Linked DNA regions of Homo sapiens: region 2 is linked to region 1. Evidence: chromatin loops called from intact Hi-C (ENCODE). Cell type or tissue: MCF 10A. All regions are shown on one strand. Links, peaks and the distances in the headings refer to the core of each region. The heading gives the core; the rest is flanking DNA.

The links. Hi-C counts contacts between places; a loop is a spot of excess contacts. Peaks named below come from ENCODE experiments on the same cell type or tissue, not always from the same donor. Only the 100,000 strongest peaks of a DNase experiment are listed, where the experiment ranks them.
Region 2: a loop joins it to region 1, with 9 times the contacts of the local background. A loop is called at or near these places in 31 of 110 quality-filtered maps.

The regions. Positions count from the first base shown.
Region 1 is chr2:158,032,568-158,035,485 of GRCh38, reverse strand. It overlaps a transcript of UPP2 not described here. Among named protein-coding and RNA genes, the nearest start is that of UPP2, 68 kb to the left of the region's middle. In MCF 10A, for the core only: a CTCF peak has its summit at 1,044 (motif pointing left); a DNase peak (open chromatin) is centred at 1,055.
Region 2 is chr2:158,459,465-158,462,382 of GRCh38, reverse strand. The region is part of intron 1 of PKP4 (plakophilin 4); the gene reads right to left. Among named protein-coding and RNA genes, the nearest start is that of PKP4, 4.0 kb to the right of the region's middle. In MCF 10A, for the core only: a CTCF peak has its summit at 1,543; no DNase peak of the experiment used is centred there.

The DNA.
Region 1 (2,918 bases), core at 95-2,594:
CTATCAGAGCCCACTTCAATATTCTGATCCTTGGCCGGGCGCGGTGGCTCATGCCTGTAATTCCAGCACTTTGGGAGGCCAAGCAGGTGGATTATGAGGTCAGGAGTTCGAGACCAGCCTGACCAACATGGTGAAACCCCGTATCCACTAAAAATACAAAAATTAGCTGGGCGTGGTGGTGCATGCCTGTAATCCCAGCTACTCAGGAGCTGAGGCAGGAGAATCGCTTGAACCCAGGAGGCGGAGGTTGCAGTGAGCTGAAATCGCACCACTGCACTCCAGCCTGGGCGACAGAGCAAGACTCCATCTCAGAAAAAAAAAAAAAAAGATTCTGATCCTCTTAAACTGAGGTACCCCATCTTATATCTCTACGTATCCTCTGTAGTTTCTAGCACTGTACCTGAAAATGCAATCTTTTAATAAATTCTGATAAAAAGAAGAGGATGTAGCAAGGTAAAGAGCTCTTTTCCACACCTCTGCTTCACATCTTCAAGAACCCCATTTGATGCCAGGCCAGAAATGGGGCTCTAATGCAAGCTACAGTGGCTCTGGGGCTTCTGATGTGCACTTTATTTGGAGGAGGGCCAACTTAATTCAGAAAAGAGTTCTCCAGGCTGGACTGACAGTGACCTTTCCACAGTGACCTCAGTTTAAGGCCTCATTCAATTTGAAGGAGAATCTTAAGGCTAGTTCGAACAAGCTGCCCCTGAGATAAAGCCAGAAATGGTTCATGCTCTGCAGCAGAGGCATAGACATAATGAACTGCTGACTGGTGCCAAACAATCTCTTCCTTTTCATTCACTATGCGTAATTAGTCCAGATTTATAGGACAGACTTCCTAGAATCCTCAGGCACACACACACGACAAATCTCTGGAAGGAAATGGACTTCAATTTTCCCTTCCCAAGCTCCCCTCTTGGAAGCTCTGTCACTCAAGGCCCTCTGTCTGTCACATCTCCTCTGAGATCCTTGAAGGCTGAGCTGGTTTGGAAAAGAGCACACTCCATTATCAAGCCAGGCTCCTTACACATCTTAGAACTTACTGACACCTGCTGGACGGTTTCCTTCTCTCTGAAAAGCATCTGAGCAGAAGCCTTTGCCCTATGTGTGAGGTCGAAGGAGCCAGGACCTTGGCTTCTGCACTGGAAGAGGAACAGAGAGCTTTCCCTGCCCTGCGGAGTGCTGTGTCTGCTCAGTGAAAACGTACCTCCTCCCCACAGAGAGCAGACTTGAGAGTCCCCAGGCAGCTTCAAGAACAAGCACCCTGATGGTAAAAATGCATGCAGGAAGGAACACCATGAAGAGCAGTTCAGAGGTGGAAGGTTGGAATTCATGATCATGGTCAAACTCCTAGATTCTTATGGCTTTTCCTCCTGGAGAGACTGAACATACAGCTAGCTTGAAAAGTATCCACTTCCAAGTGTGGAGCCTTACACTGTTCTCTGGGTTGCCAGAGCCAGGAGATGCTGCTTGACCGGGTCTGTGTTGCCCCAGAGCAAATCCTGAAGGAAGTAAAGGTGACCCTTGGTACTGTCCACTCTCAAAACATCTGGTTGTCTTTGGCTGCCTTCTCCAACTCCTAATGTTTTCAGGGCAATGCACTCTTCTCAACAGGTTGGAATAAGCAAATAAACTAATTTCATTGCATCCTTGTGAAACTGCATGTTTTAAGAGAACCTTGGGGTGAGATTTGTGCTAAAGTCCAGTGAATCTCTCCTAATGGTAGCATTTTAAACCTGAGGATAGGCTAATAACAGAAACTACTTGGAAAAGTGGGCTTGTGGAACCCCTTTAATTATAACGTGTTGGACAGCTGCCTGCAGGTAGATCTTGCATAGAACTAGTTAGTTATTGCTGCTATCTTGCCAAGGAATTGCCCTACATGGAGACCAACTGCTGGACCGCCCATTCCCCAGCCTCTTCTCCTTCTTCCCAGGAAAGAGGAGGAGTACTCACTGGCTGGCTGGCTGGCTGGCTCCCCTCAAGCTCCCTGGAAGATCCCTTCTGGAGAAGCTATTCTTCAGCATTCCCTCCTGGAACCACCCATCCCATCTGCAGTCATAAGAGCACCCCTGAGTCTCATCTCAGTTTTCCTCCCTAAGAGCCCAGCTAAATGCAGAAAGCAGGAGAGTAGGTGAGTGTGAGAGCATCTGTAAGCCTTTTTGCCGCCAGGGCTCTAGTGTGGCAGAGAGACCTCCCTGGGAGTGGAGCTATACCCTTCCCTATACAGGAACACAGCCTGCCCAGGCCAACCTCAGAAACTAAACACCTTTATTTCAAGAAAGAAACACCATGCTCAAAGGTCCTCCACCTTTGGGGCCCCCCTCCCATCTTCAGTATGCTTCAGGCCAGAATTTAGGTAGAGCTCTGAAGTTTGAGTTCTAATAGCTGGGTGTTGCCTACATTTGGTGTTCTAAATGACCCCTGGCCTCCTAGGGGTAATTATACAGCGGGATTTGAGGGTTTAAGGATGGGTAGGCCAATACTGGTAAATACCAGAAGGAATGTACAATTTCCCCCTAAAAGCCTGTTAGGGCCAGAGCCTGCAGAGATGAAAGAGGTCAGGAAAATGCCATGATATTACTTGCTTCCTACCTTAACATTTGGCCTCTCTGTGTCCCTGCACAAAGAAACCTGTGCTGCCTGTCAGATATGAAAAGCATTGCTATTTAGCAACTCAAAAACCATTAGAGGATTTACTTCAATAACCTGGAACTCATGGATTTCCAGAATCCAGCCTTTGTAGTGCTCTCTAATTTTATGATCTGTATCCTCACAAATCCTCCTCTGTCCCAGACATACTGTGTTCCAGCACAGTCTTTTGTTCACAATGCTCCCCGTAGCCCCAAATGCAGCCCTGAGTCTTCCTCTCCAGTGATCTCAGTCCCAGCCATGTTTCAGCACCTCCCCCATGTCCC
Region 2 (2,918 bases), core at 99-2,598, 430 kb before region 1:
TTTTTCTTAAGAAAAATTTTTAAAAACCACTGTGAACTTCAGGAATCTTGAGCTAAAATATAACTTAGATCAATATAATCCAAATTGTATTTTTAAAAGGAGGAAGCTATCATCCAAACATTAAATGGTTTGTCAAGGTAATAAGGTTTAATGGCAGATCTCCTAATTTCTGATTTGGGATGCTTTTTACTTCCCTCATGCTTGCAATTCAGACACAGCTTGCAATGGGCCAAAACTTCAGATACCACCTAGCCAGTGTTTCAAAAGTCTATTTGTAAACTGATTGTGGGTTTCTATGAAAAACTGCATTCCAAGTTTCGGGCCAGGCCCCAAAAGCCTGCATAGTACCCTGATAGCCTCACTTCAAATACATATTTTACCTAACCTTCATATACAGTATCATTTTTGTGTCAAACCCCATACCTGTTTTAAATTCAACCTGGAATACAGGACACCAATGTCTACATTTTATGTACATGGTCTCAGGCCATAAGGAGCTTCCTCTGCCTTGCCAAGCTCACAGATGTGGTGATGGCATAGTGTGTGTGTGTTGTGGCAGGGTGGTGGGGGCAGTGTAGGGGCACAGATGAAGGAAGAGCAGTACTAACACCATTAAATATTTGCAACTCACCCAATTTATATTTAGTGGAGAGGAAACTATAGAAGTCAAACATGCCTCAGATGTCAAAGAAAGGTGCTTCCCCTGGCCCCCTCCCTCCCTACCCTATATTGTGAGTTCTGGATTTTGTGAAGACTGTATTATTCTATATCTAGCTACCTGGATTGGCACCCACCCAGTCACCAGGCATTATTCCATTCAGGAAAAATGCTTTGCAATCACATGACTTACAATAACTCAGACACTTCCACATTTTAATTTATATATTTGGTAGTAATAAAATCTCACAATACAATCCCTAACAACATTTTATCAGCTGCAATGAATCATTATATATGAGTCATAATAAACTATAATGTTATCAAGACTATGAATAATAAAATGATCAGTGATATAGCCAACATTTATTGGTATATCAAACAAATCTGAATTATGAAAAGGAAAAACAACAGGTCAATGATGAAGAAAATGTCTGCAACATTCCTAAGTTTAATTGAAGATCACCATCATGTAACATCCCCAATTTAGTAATGGTAACATAGCACACTAAATTAAGATAATTCCACTGAATTATTAAAGTGACAAGGTAAGAAATATTTGAATGTTATGCAACTTCTGAACTGAAACCAGCAAGTACATGAATTACTGTTCTTGGCAACTTAGAGCCTGATTACCTTACCTTGAAATAACCCTGTTATTTCTTATCACTGAGCATCGAACTGACCTGCTGACTGCTATCATCACTTCCATTGATGTAAGAATGAAAGCTTACATCCACGTATCTTAAAAGTTTTCCTTCTTTTCTCTATTTGCAGCTGTCTGTAGTGTTGTCTGGCTGTGAAATAGTTATTTAATTCTCCAAACATACCTAGTCCTCTGGTGTTATGTTTCAGATTCTTCTTCCCCCTTCAGTGCAGGAAGGGCACTACAGAATCATTTCACACATTGAAGGAGTAACTATCTCCCTGTACACTTGAAGGCGTGAAGGCAAACTTCCCAAACTGACATACAATACCATAGGCATTTATGCCCTAAAATAACCCTATAGTAACCTCTATTTTACCTTCCATTTAAGAATGAAGATATGATGTCCATTTTAGAATTAAGCAAGGTAGGGAATTACTGCTCAATTGAAACAGAAAGAAAAACACATTAGATTACAGAGCATTCTCAAAATACCTTAATATTTCAAAAGAGTCAGGTAAGAGACTAGACTTACCTGATGGTTGGCATCATCCAGGGTATGAATATTATTTAAATTGATCCCTGGGTAACAGCATGGAAATTACTAAGGTCAAAAATTGCCAATAATTGCATTTTCAAAAATTAAAGCGAGTTTCAAATTTTTACATTAAATTTACTTTGCCTATTTACAAGAAAAGGAAGAAAACTGCGATTCTAATTTAAACCTAATCCAAATACTCAAGGTCATAGAAATGCTAAAATTTTTATTAAACTGAATTTGGTAGTAGTTTCTTTAAATTCATATCATGTCAGAACTAGTCACAAAATTAGATTTGATTTATTCAGCTTATAAATGCATTACTGCTGCAATAATGTATATAATTTTACTTTCTGGCTGAATACTAGCTGCCCCTAGTTTCTTCTTCCCTTGTTTTCCATCAATACTCTGCTCCCTTATCTCCCTCCAAAAACAATACAGGTAAAAATTAAAATAATTGGATATTTAGCTTTCCCAACTTAGACTCTTCAGTATAATACATAAGACACCAGATGCAGCACCCTCTCCTTACATAATAGTAGGGGGTGGGGAGGGAATGCACTTTGGTCAAAATACAATTTCGGTTATTTTCAATTGTGTAGGATCACTAGTTGAAAAACTTCCACTCTTTGAATATCTGTAACAAATAGAAAGCATTTCTAACTGAAAGGTTACCTTTACCTGAAGCAGGCAAAACTATCTGCACAGCCAATCGTGTGTGTGTGTGTCGTGTGTGTGTGTGTGTGTGTGTGATCCATACATCTGAACAGGGTTTTCAATTTCTAATGCGGCAGGGAAACTAAATTTGCTTTTACTTCCCAATCTTGACATCAAGTCAAAAAAGCACGGGTTAAGCATGGGTTAAACACTGCTGTAATATGATACTGTTACATAATAAAAGTTTCCTGTTGGCATTTACAAACACCTCCCAATATCCTCCACAGTGTTACTGGACACAAATTAAACCTCTAAATTAGAAGATTCACTGATTATGCACATAGCTGAAAAACAACGTAGCAACCAAAACATAAACGTTTCTGAGTGCAAAATATTTTTTTCTATTTTTTTTCCTTTCTG